Linked DNA regions of Homo sapiens: region 1 is linked to region 2. A link is a contact called in ENCODE Hi-C data. All regions are on one chromosome and are shown on one strand. Each heading gives the region's core, a stretch centred on a gene start or an enhancer-like site at or near the end of the contact. The rest is flanking DNA. Distances are from core to core; before and after follow the strand shown. Region 1 holds the start of PRPF4 (pre-mRNA splicing tri-snRNP complex factor PRPF4). Region 2 overlaps TMEM245 (transmembrane protein 245).

Region 1 (5,928 bases), core at 3,386-5,885, 4.2 Mb before region 2:
GCAGGCAGAGAAAAAGAGGTTTAGAAGGTAAGTGAGAAGAATTAGCTAGTGAGAGAAGAGGAAAATCAAGAGGATTTGTTATTAGGAGAGTGAAGGAAAGGGAGTAGTTCAAGGAGGGAGTATTTCAAGGAGGAGTGGCTGGCAGTATACTAGGGCTATTCTTAGTAAAGGTGGATTGGTGATCTTAACAAAGAGCAATTTTAATGTGGTAGGGGTTGGTCAGTTTGCAGCAGGTTGAAGAGTAAATAAGGGTAAGGACCTCAAGGGAGTAATAGAAAAAACCCTTCCAACAAGCTGGATGATGAAGGGTAGATGAGACAGTGGACAGAGAGACCAGAGGGGCTCCTCATAATTGTGTGTGACTAGACCACAACTAAGACTTCGCAACCTGCAAATAACAAGAGGGCATTATCTGAGGATGGTACCCCTCTTCAATAAAATCCAAGAAACATTTATCATTGTTCTATGTCATTGATATGGAATGCATTTGATGTCTCAATTTTCAAAGCCCAACAACAAATGTTTATCCAATTCAAAACTCGCACTGGGGAGGGGAGGCAAGGGAGCATGTTAGCACCCTCTTCCAAGTCTATAAAGAAAAACGGGCCAGGCACGAAGGCTCACGCTTGTAATCCCAGCACTTTGGGAGGCCAAGGTGGGTAAATCATTTGAGGTTAGGAGTTCAAGACCAGCCTGGCCAACATGGTGAAACCCTGTCTCTACTAAAAATACAAAAATATAAAAAATAACTAAAAATACAAAAAAGAAAAATGTGGTGGCAGGTGCCTGTAATCCCAGCCACTTGGGAGGCTGAGGCAGGAAAATCGCTTGAACCCGGGAGGCGGAGGCTGCAGTGAGCCGAGATCACGACGCTGCACTCAAGCCTGGGTGACAGAGCAAGACTCTGTCTCAAAACACAAAACAAAACAAAACAAAACAAAACAAAACAAAACAAAAACGAACAAACACAAAAAAGAAACATTAATAGTGCGGTAAAAATTGGCCTAAGACAGATTATGGGCTAACTCATATAAACACAGTAAGATATTGTTAACATGATTTGAGACATTCTATTAAAGTTCAACTAAATGATCAACCAAAATTTGGAGTAGAACCCTGTGATTATAATAAAGAAAAAAAGTAAATATTTAGAAAGGCAACCTTTCTCTTCTTTCAGCAGGACCCTCTCCAAAAAGTGTGATGGGTTCCCCCAAGGCTCTAAGGCAAGCTTTGACCTCTGAGTCATCTGTGGAAACATTGATCTGCCGGGCTCGCTTCCTTCTCTCAAACTCAGCCAATACTTCTGCCTGTCGCTCGCTGATATGCTCTTCAATTTCAAACACTTCTCCTATTAAAAAGAAAACAGGCAACATCAGCAGATCTTCTTCAAATAGAGAGAAATAATTTCTAGTAATTGCAGTCTGTGTATGCCCTGAGGGAAAAGTAACTGTCTATTACACATTTTATAGTTTACTGTTTTTCAGTTTATTAAATTATGCCAAACACATAAACCTAAATGACACAGCTTCAAAAGGCAAGAAAATGGTTCAAGCCACCTCTTGTTTCATTTATTAACTTTGTGCCTATATAAACACACACTTTGGCTGAGACCAGCAAGTAAGAGTACAGAACATCTTTTGCAAATGAGTTAACTAGGCTGTCTATCCAGAAGATGTAACAGAAACATTATTGTAACAACAGCCAAAGCTATTTATTCTCGAAAGGAGACCCAGTATAGGGATACTTAACAAATCATTAACTACTAAACTGCAAATAATTACCAGGAAAATGAGAGTTCCACAACTATAAGGATTTCTGGATAATCTAGCAATAGTTTTGAAACCCACACCAAAATACAAGTGTGATAAAAAATGAGAGGTACAGTGGTGACGTTATGTTTAAAAACAGTATTAAAAGTTTAAAAAGTCACTAGGCTACAGTGCATGTGTTTAGAAAATGTGTGGGAGGATCAATAAGAAACCTGACAGATGTCCCTACTGCAGAGGAGTCTTCATTTTATGCCCTTTGGCATTGTCTGAATTTCTTAGGACAAATATGCATAATTTTATTTTTAAAATATAGTAGACCTCTCATTACTGACATGGAAAGATATCCTCAATGGTATATAAATGAAAAATGGGGGTTATACAACAATTTACGTATTGTGTTTTCATTTATGGAAAAAATTACATACTTTTTAGCTGTATTAAAATTCTCAGAAAGATATACAATCAATTAATTTTAAAAATACAGGATTTTCTACTTCACACATTTATACATTGATCTTTTAAAAGAAAATAACTTTTTTTTTTGAGACAGGGTCTCGCTCTGTTGTTCAGGCTGGAGTGCAGTGGCACAGTCATGACTCACTGCAGCCTTGAACCCCCACCTCAGAACCCCAATTAGCTGGGAATACAGGCACGTGTCACCATGCCCAGCTAATTTTCTACTTTTTGTAGAGATGGGGTATCACTATTTGCCCAGGCTGGTCTTGGATTCCTGGGCTCAAGCCAGACTCCCGCTTCTCAGCCTCCCAAAGTGCTGGGATTACAGGTGTGAGCCACCAGGCTTGGCCACTATTACTTTTATAATAAAAAAAGATAGCTCAGTCAGGTGCAGTGGCTCACGCCTGTAATCCCAGCACTTTGGGAGGCCGAGGTGGGCGGATCATTTGAGGTCAGGAGTTGGAGACCAGCCTGGGCAACATGGTGAAACCCAGTCTCTACTAAAAATACAAAAATTAGCTGGGTGTGGTGGCGGGCACCTGTAATCTCAGCTAATCGGGAGGCTGAGGCAGGAGAATCCCTTGAACACAAAAGGCAGAGGTTGCAGTGAGCCAAGGTTACGCCACTGCATTCCAGCCTGGGCAAGAGAGTGAGACCCTGTCACACACACACACACACACAAAAAGATTTCACTTTGGGTAAAAAATAATTACAAAACTTCAAAAGGGAGAATATCATGAACCACTCTAGCTGCAAACCAATGCCAGAACTATGTTAGATCTCCAGAAGACAAATGGAATCAATCTGAATCCAAATGTACACTGAATTTTTGATAAGACTGCTCACTCATAGAAGAAAAACTATATAACAGATTGTAAGAAAAAGGCTCTCTGCATGATAATAAGGGGGTAGGCAAAATACAGCCTTATAGCTGCAAGTTTAAGAATTGAAATTCTGCCGGGCACAGTGGCTCACACCTGTAATCCCAGCACTTTAGGAGGACGAGGCGGGCGGATCACAAGGTCAGGAGTTTGAGACCAGCCAGACCAACATGGTGAAACCCCATATCTACTAAATATACAAAAATTAGCCGGGCGTGGTGGTGTGCGCCTGTAATCCCAGCTACTCGGGAGGCTGAAGCAGGAGAACTGCTTGAACCCGGGAGGCGGAGGTTGCAGTGAGCCAAGATCGCACCACTGCACTCCAGCCTGGCGACAGAGCGAGACTCTGTTTAAAAAAAAAAAAATTGTAATTTTTTGACATTATAAAACTGTGGTATTTAAGTTTAGAAAGGTATTCATTACACAAAGAGGTAAAGATGGGCTCACAATTTGCATCTTACCAGAGGTTATATTAATATTTCCAGCTTCGATCCCTGCTTTAAGTCCGTCTTTCCCCAAAATCCCAGACTCTCCTTTGGCCAGACGCTCCCTCTCCTTCTCTTCCAAACTTCCATAATAGATGTGTGGTTTCTTCACGACCGGAGCAACTAAGTCGTCGGGTGCTTTAGTTTTGGTTGCCTGCTAAATCAAAGATCTGCATTAAACTAAGGTTTAATCTTGGCAATTTACCGGACTTCACCAGAGGATGAAGCTCACCCTGAGTTTCACAGTCCTGTTTCCTCTGTAATTGAAAGGACAAATTGGACACTACTTAAGACGCTCTTCATTGATTTGAGGAGGTGAAGGTAGGGTGAGGGTGTTTCAGTCCCTCACTTTGGTTGATGGGATTAATAAAACTAGTGAGGTTCTCTCGGGTATTTTCCTATGAAAGGTTTGCTCTGAAATCTGTTTACTTCATTCCGTTGGAAGTGTTCAATCTCGTGTTTTATGCTTCCCGGATTACTGCTTATCACTGGGGAAATACTAAGGATAGATGAAATAACCAACGCGGTGCTAAAGGATAACAAGTTACAACATTACAAGTGTATACATTTCAAACGTTCCTAGACGTGAGGTAGTAGGAGTTAGTAGGTCTCATTAAAATTCTGAGATCTGCCAAAGGCATAAACCTTGGCCAAGACACTTCCCTATTTCAGAGCACCGTTACTGGATGAGTCGGAAGAGATGCTTGCCCTTTGGGGCTGTAGTGGGAGAGGTGCAAATAAGCTACAGTCCACGAAAGCGCTTAGGGATCAGGAAAACGGTGGTCCGCTGTGTAGGACACCGCTGAGTCCCGCAGCCTTCCTCCTCAGCCCTCCACCGCCTTCTCCCGCTCCTTAACGGCCCCTTCCCGCAGAGATCCCCTTCCCCCTTAGCGCTCCCTGCCAGAGTGAGCTGGGATCCCGGGCTCTGTACCGTGGAAGAGGCTCGCGAGGAAGCCATGCTGGGCTCTGGAGCCGCGAGGCCCCAGCGAAACCCGAACACTCCCTTTCAGACCGTCCACCGCGCGCCCAGCAGAGGGGAAGTGCGTCACTGACAGGAAGTGCGTCACTGACAAGACGTGGGCCAAGAGGGGTCACCGCCCCCGGAGCGGCGCGGAGCATGATGGAAGTCGTAGTAGGAAATGGCGTCGTGGCATTGAGGGGCATCCCTCCTAGAACCTCCAGGAAAAGCTCGCGGAAGACGAGGTTCTGCGGAGAGAGAGGCTCCAAGCAGTCTGGGAAGTGTAGTCCAGTTGGCTTAGCAGTAGTTTCGTTGGGGGGGAGCCGAGGTTCCGGGAAGGGGCTAGGCCGGCTTGAAAAGAGGTAGGTGAGTCGACTCGCGCGGCTCGGGGCTGAACTCTGGAGCGAGTCAAGGGCTTCCGGGGTCCGCTGTGCCCCCCGGGCGTACGGGGGCGTTTACGTCTTCTTGGAGCCGAGGACCATGTTACCATAGAAACCCTTGCCTGGGCTCCGAGGTACAGGCCTGGAGCTAGGGGACGAGGACTGTTCTCCTCCATGGTCCGGAAGTCTTCCCAGGCTCCCCCTCTGAGCTTGATGGCTCGGCGGTGGATTTGGGCTGCGGCGGGAGATTAAGCTAGAAGAGCCCGCTAGTGCCAAAGTCAAATAAAGACCCGGCGGAGGAGCTTCGGCCTGATTTTGTTGATTTGTCTTCAGCCTGGTCTTTGTATCAGATTGAGAGTAAGATGATGGATAGGAAGGTGTCAGGTAACTCTGTACGTCTCTCTGCCCTGCTGGATGCTGGGGCATTAGAGACGAACAGGATAAGGTTTTTATCCCCACATGGGCGGTGGGAGATCCTCAAAATATTGACGTTTCCCTAGCTGGCCAGATCCTCATGCAACCCCCTAGAACAATTACAGCAATAATAGATGTTATTTATTGAACATTTATTAAATGCCAAATAATATTCCAAGAGCTTACTCTGTATTACGTTATTGACTTCCTACAACAGCAGAGTAGGATACAGATGAGGGAACTAAGGTCTAGTGAGAAATGAAACGAATTGTTCAGGATCGGTGGTGTAGTGGGATTAAAACCTGTGCCCTTTAACCTCTACAGCCAGCACTTTTAACTGTTAATCTATACTGCTCCCTAGTGGCCAGTTTTTTGCAGTTTGCAGAAAAGGTAAAATGTATAGATTTTTTTTTCCCCCTTTTAGGTATCCCTATCCCTCTCTTTCCCTCTTTGGAACTTTGGCTTTCTCTACCATTTGTCTGCATTGGAATCTGGTAGAAGATAATGCCTGATTTAGTACAAAGGAATTTGAAATGTAATGTGCCAGTGTTTTGTGTTGATAATATCACCTGTAGTATCCTAAGC
Region 2 (6,234 bases), core at 2,076-4,575:
TTTTTGTGTTTTTAGTAGAGACGGGGTTCCACCATGTTGGCCAGACTGGTCTCAAACTCCTAACCTCAGGTGATTCCCCTGCCTTGGCCTCCCAAAGTGCTGGGATTATAGGTGTGAGCCACTGCACCCTTCCTGTAGTTTTATTCTCTCTAAAAAAAGCTTGGGAAACTGTTCTGCAAAAATATGTAACAGAAGCAACCAAGTTGTTTTTCCAGTTAATACCCAGATGACAATAAATGAAACAAAGATGGTTGAAAAGGCAGAGTCTCTACTTAATGTTTTCTACATTTAATATGTTTTTTAACCAGAAAAGTATATGTGGATAATCGTGTGAAATGAAAGGAAAATGTGATTGCCTATTAGTTCCCTTTACTTGAAGTGCTAAGTAAATGTTGCCAAATTTTATGCAGTCTTATGTAGTGTCTAGCACATTGGTGCTATAAAAACGACTATGGAATGTATATTTTGAAAAGGACATGTTGTTTTGGAGAACATAAGTTTGGAAAAATATGCCCTCTTATCTGTAACTGTGGCTCATTGATTTAATGCCTGGAATAAAATTCACACTTGAATAGGTTTGCTCAGAGGCTAAACATATATAAAGTTGACTTGTTAACCTCATGTTTCCGTGTTAGTGAAGATTTAAGAATTAAAAAACTCCTAAGAGGTCCTAGACTAGAAATTGTGTGTGAAACATGCATGTACAAATCCTTATTTTTGTTATTTTAAAGGATATTTAGTGATTCAAAATGTTGACCCAAGTAAAATATGCTTGTTACATTTGAAAAAACATAAGCAGAACAGAAGTTTGTATGGTAAAAGTGAATTATCCCTTTCCTTCCCCCGCCCTGCCCCTGGCCCCGCTGAGATGGAGCCTTGCTCTGTCACTCAGGCTGGAGTGCAGTGGCTCGATCTTGGCTCACTGCAACCTCTGCCTCCCGGGTTCAAGCAATTCTCCTGCCTCAGCCTCCCGAGTGGCTGGGACTACAGGCATCTGCCACCATGCCCAGCTAATTTTTGTATTTTTAGTAGAGACGGGGTTTCACCATGTTGGCTAGGCTAGTCTTGAACTCCTGACCTCATGATCTGCCCATCTTGGTCTCCCAAAGTGCTGGGATTACAGGCATGAGCCACCGCGCCCGGCCGAATTATCCCTTTTCTCTACCACTATTCCCACTATTCAGATGTTACTATTAACTGCTTGATGTAAAGGCTCCTAAATTCATTTCTTTGTCCATGTGAACATATAAAGTAGAAGGTTTTTGTTTTTTGTTTTTTAAAACAAAGATGAGATAACATACATATAGCTCTGTACCTTGCTCTTTTCATTTATCATTGTACTGTGGCCATCTTTCCTTATTAGCACTTAGAGATATACGTCTTTCTTTTTTTTTTTTTTGAGATGGAGTTTTGCTCTTGCTGCCCAGGCTGGAGTGCAATGGTGCAATCTCGGCTCACTGTAACCTCCACCTCCTGGGTTCAAGCGATTCTCCTGCCTCAGCCTCCCAAGTAGCTGGGATTACAGGCACATGCTACCATACCTGGTTAATTTTTGTATTTTTAGTAGAGAAGGGGTTTCACCACATTGGCCAGGCTGGTCTCGAACTCCTGACTTCATGTGATCTGCCCGCCTCAGCCTCCCAAAGTGCAAGGATTACAGGTGTGAGCCACTGCCCTGGCCACTTTTTTCTTTTTAATACTGCTACAGTATAAATCTTTTTTCTCCCCCTCCCCCACCATGCCTTTTAGAAAATGTTTTCAACAGATTTTCTTAGCTCTGAATTTGTATTAGAATACTTTGATAAACATTTTTAACCATTGGTAATTGTATAATCATAATGGGCTTAATATAAACTCTAAAGTGTTTTTATAAATGGCCTTACCTCTTGAACTAATATTACTTCTGCGAATCTTTTCTGAGGAAACACTTCAAAATACTGGAAAAAATCCAGAAGCCAAAAGAATTTCCTAAAGGTTAAAAATACTTCTTTTTCTGTTTATAAAGATACTACATAACCTTAGTAGAAAATTGAGCACCTGTAATAAAACATAAAGAAGCAGATTACTCCTTGAAATCTGCCATCTAGAGATAATATTTTAAAACATTTTTTGTTGAGTATATTTTCACCATTATAAATTTACACACGAATAAATTGACACTGTAGCACTGTATATTGATGTTCATCATACTGTTGAAAGTCTGACTAATTACTCAATTTTTGGAGATAGCATTATTTAAACAGTTCACTATAAAATGATATTTAAGTTCTCAATTTTTTATATTGTAAATGGCAAGTGAATATTTTTATATGTGTCTGCACAGTGTGCTTCTGTAAAACACTCCTAAAAGTAGAATTGGGGAGTATATTTTAAAATGGTTATTTTAAACTGGAATGAGGTAATCTGTGAGTTTCAGGTTGATAGATGAAAATACATGCTTCTTGTTAGACAATAAATTTCTCTTAAAAAATCTGAAGTATGCAGTCTCTTATTTTTTCTCTCCTTGCAAATGATACTAATTCCTTATGCATACAGATAAGAAACAAAAACTTCTTGGAGGTACTGTATAAATTGTGACCTCCAGTTCAGCTTCTTACTAAGGGTAGTACTTACTTTGTCATCTCTGTTCAACGTTTGCTCAAACACTTTTAGTAATGATTATTCCATTTGTAGATAGCTATAGTTTATTGGAAAAACCTGTCCTTTTACTGAGCTGTGTTATTTCCTAATTCCCACGTATTTCTGCTCTCAGAACCACAGAAAATCAAGTCTTATGCCTCTCCCAGATGACATTTTAAAAATTATTTGAAGATAGCTACAAAATCTTGATATTTCCTTCTCTTTTCTGAGCAAAACTTTTTTTTTCTTTTTCCCCTAGCTACATTTATATTATCATGTTGTGATTTCTATTTCCTTTCCCAGGCTGAATTTTGTTGTGTGGTTTGGTAGCGCAAAATTAATTGAAACAATCACTTTCCCTGATACGAGTATTGTACTTTTAGAAATAAGTGCTTCTACTAGTCATAGGCTGACTCATACTGAACTGAAAAGTGGTTCAGATGTTCTCTTTCCATTCCATACTTGTACAGTTGAGTTTTGAATCTCGAAGCAGAACTTTGCATTTCTTTTCATATAGTTTAATCTTGTTTGGATTAGCCCATTGTTCTGGCTTCAGGATATCTTTTTGAATCATGATAGATTATCTCAATATTTATTGACAACTCAGTTTTGTATAACTGATTTGTGTAAAATCAGTTTTTTCTGTTATTGTGCCTCTAGTCTTTCATCTAAGTGACTGACGTAATGTTTAATAGGGTGGGGCTAACTGACGTACCTCTGAAGACTATCCATTTACTGTGGATTTTTTTTTAATTTCAACAAGTTGTAGTTGTCTAAATTGACTGTTTTTATTTTCCCTTGTGAAAATCTGAGCAGCTTTTGCTTATCTTTAGTATTCTAGCACCATGCTTCTTTCTCCTTAAGATTAGAAAAGTGCACTCTGGAGCCAGATTCCTGGGTTCTAATCCTGCCTCTGTCATTTATTGGCTGTGGCCTTGGGCAAGTCACTTCTCTGAAATCTGGGTTTCTTTCATGTGTAAAATGAGGATCATAATAATATTATTTTGTGGGGTTATGAGGATCAAATGAGTTAGTATACATAAAGCATTAGAATAGGGCCTGGCACATAGGAGTGTTATATAAGTGTACTATTATTGTACTCAGATTTTTTTCTATGCTCTGCAATCAGATCTCAAATTCTTTGAATTCCCAGGGTTAATTGGTCTGGTCCAGCAAGACTGGACTTTTTGAAGCAGCTGTAGTCTCACTTCCCATGTCCTCATATTTTTGAGCTTCAAAGCTCTTTAATATTTCATCTGATAGAGTTACTTGAAGAAATATTTTAATGTCCTTTTTATTATAAAAGAATTAGTGCTTATTAAAGGCAGTCTGGAAAATACAGAAAAAAGTGAAAGGAAAAACAAAATTTTACCACCCAAATACAGCCACTAACTTCTTAGTACATTTTCTTTTCCTCCCACCATATAGTAGATGTAATCACAGCACAAGTATTTTTTGTATTTTACTTCTAACTTAATATGATATTGTGAGTTTTTAAACTATATAGTCTTTGTTTTTAAGAAGTGATTTTAATGGTTGCATAACATTTTATTGAGTGAATCGTAATCATTTCCCAGTTGTTGACCTTTTAGGTAATCACTTTTTTCACTGTTCTGAATCATACTCTGATGAGCTTCTTTATATTTAAAACTTTTTCAAAATTTATCATTATTTAGTAAGGATAAAGTCTGAAAGTTGAATTCTGAGGTTAGAAGCTATAAACATTTTTAAGATGCGAAGATTATTTGTATTGATAGATTTGACCAAAATAACGTAGGAGATAGTTTTTTTCTGTCTTTTTTAGTAATCCCATCAGTTCTTTTTTCTTCATGCTCTGAATTATATAGCTCGAAGTTTCTTTTTGTCTTAATTTGCTTTTTTTTTTGGCAAGGTTCATGTCATACTTGACTTTTAGCTTCTTGGTCTTATGTTAATTAAGGTCTTTGTGCTCAGATGTGTTCTGGATTATGTATTCCCTCTGTGTTTTATAAATGTTCTATTAAAATATGAGTTTCTGTGTAGGCTACGCTGGTTTCTTTTGATGCGTCTTAAGCTCTAGGGTCATTTAACTTTAGTGTAGGAAGAACTGAAGAGGGTATCCTGGCTGATTCTTCTGTTCTGAAGTCCTGCTGTTTGTTCCTCTAATAATATTTTTTTCAGGCACACTTCTTCAGCTGGTGCATCATAACTCTGGATTAGGTTCTAATCATTTGTTGCCTAGATTATTTCAGCAGGGTCACACTTCAGCTGGCTGCTTTCTTACTTTTACAGAGTTATTTCCCCAGTAACAAGCATATTTTATAAGCTGAAATAGAATCTTTTAACCTGATTCTTTTTGGAAAGCTTTCCTTTTCTTGTTTTTTTCTTTTCTTTCCGTTTCTTTTCTAAACATTGATCAACAGAGAAAACTGTAGGAATTCCATAAGATTAGATTCTTAATTTAAATCCATGGTTTATGCTTTGAATATTTTATCTCAAGCATTTTTGTGTATAAGATGGGTTTTGAACTATGTATCTTTTGTTAAACAACTATTTAATATTACTACATGAGATTTCAAATGCCTAGTATTTCAAAACTTAGGTTCTCCAAACGAGGAGAACCTAGGTACGTTTCTTTGACACCATCAACCTTCATCTTTTCTGTGCTATGTCCAGAGCATTCCTGCTGTATAGACACTTACAGATTTTGTATAATTGTATGTTCATTTTCACGTGTATAGATTTTACAGCTGTGTCTTTCATTTATTTAAGATCTGGACGTTGGTGGTTGGCTATGTGTTGACTGTTTCATTCAAGTGGAATGCAAGCACTGAACGCTACTTGAGAGCAGTTTCAATTCCTGTCTGGATTATATTGCTTTTTCATTTAGGTGGGTTCCTTCTTTTTTTTTTTTTTTTTTTTAAGTCTAGCCTAAGGTCAGCAGAGGCTGACTGTGTGAATGAAAGTGAATTTTTTGTAGTGTCATATGTTGCATTTAACATTCTTAATCTTTAGAAAATGTTATGCTTTAATCTTTCATTAAATTTTAATGAAAATGATGTGCTTTAAAATGTCTTTAATTATGTTCATTTTCCAAAAGGTCCTTTTAAAAGTCAATACATCTTAAAAAGTAGAGCACCCTTGGATTCTCATATCATTTCTGAGTGTCATACTTAGGGGAAGATATAGATAAGCAGTCAACGATAAGAGGTGCTCAGAGACATGTGTGAGAACCAGTTAAAGGAACTAGAGATGTTTACTCTGGATAAGAGGAGGGAACTGGGGCTCTAGGGTGGGAAGGAGATAGAGGTAAGGAGGATATAAGACATGAAAGCCTATTTCTAATATTTGAAGGACTGTCCTGTGAAAGAGTGCTTTAAACAGATCTCTGTAACCATGAGGGAGAGATGTCAGAGTTGTGAGTTAGCTTCAGAGAGACAAATCTCTTTTCCACATAAGGATGATTCATGTCAGAGCTGCTCAGAGTAATGGGTTCCCTGTTATGTTAGCTGGGTGGCTGCTCAGATGTTGATTTTTCAGCGTGGTACTTATGGTTGAGACTTTCATCTCCCAAGTTTGAGCCAATGGAAACACTAAGTTCTAATTTAACAACACAATTCAGTAACCCAGAGCAGC

Evidence for each region. A loop is a pair of places that touch in the nucleus more often than their neighbours do. Pooled maps may share reads with other maps.
Region 1: a pooled map shows a loop between it and region 2 (6-fold over the local background). The contact joins the promoter of PRPF4 here to the enhancer-like site in region 2. A Hi-C loop is called at or near these places in 1 of 50 pooled maps.

The regions. Positions count from the first base shown.
Region 1 is chr9:113,274,365-113,280,292 of GRCh38, reverse strand. PRPF4 (pre-mRNA splicing tri-snRNP complex factor PRPF4) reads right to left here and starts at 4,635. Exons shown (of 14, transcript NM_001244926.2): 1 at 4,523-4,635; 2 at 3,568-3,745; 3 at 1,162-1,348. The coding sequence starts at 4,549. It overlaps CDC26 (cell division cycle 26), which reads left to right and starts at 4,721. Exons shown (of 4, transcript NM_139286.4): 1 at 4,721-4,911. RefSeq lists enhancers at 4,648-4,987, 4,755-5,610.
Region 2 is chr9:109,107,707-109,113,940 of GRCh38, reverse strand. TMEM245 (transmembrane protein 245) reads left to right here. Exons shown (of 18, transcript NM_032012.4): 2 at 5,371-5,488. Among named protein-coding and RNA genes, the nearest start is that of TMEM245, 9.1 kb to the left of the region's middle. Within about 2 kb of position 3,325, at least 7 of the 41 ENCODE cell types and tissues checked have a DNase peak (open chromatin) inside an H3K27ac peak, as active enhancers do.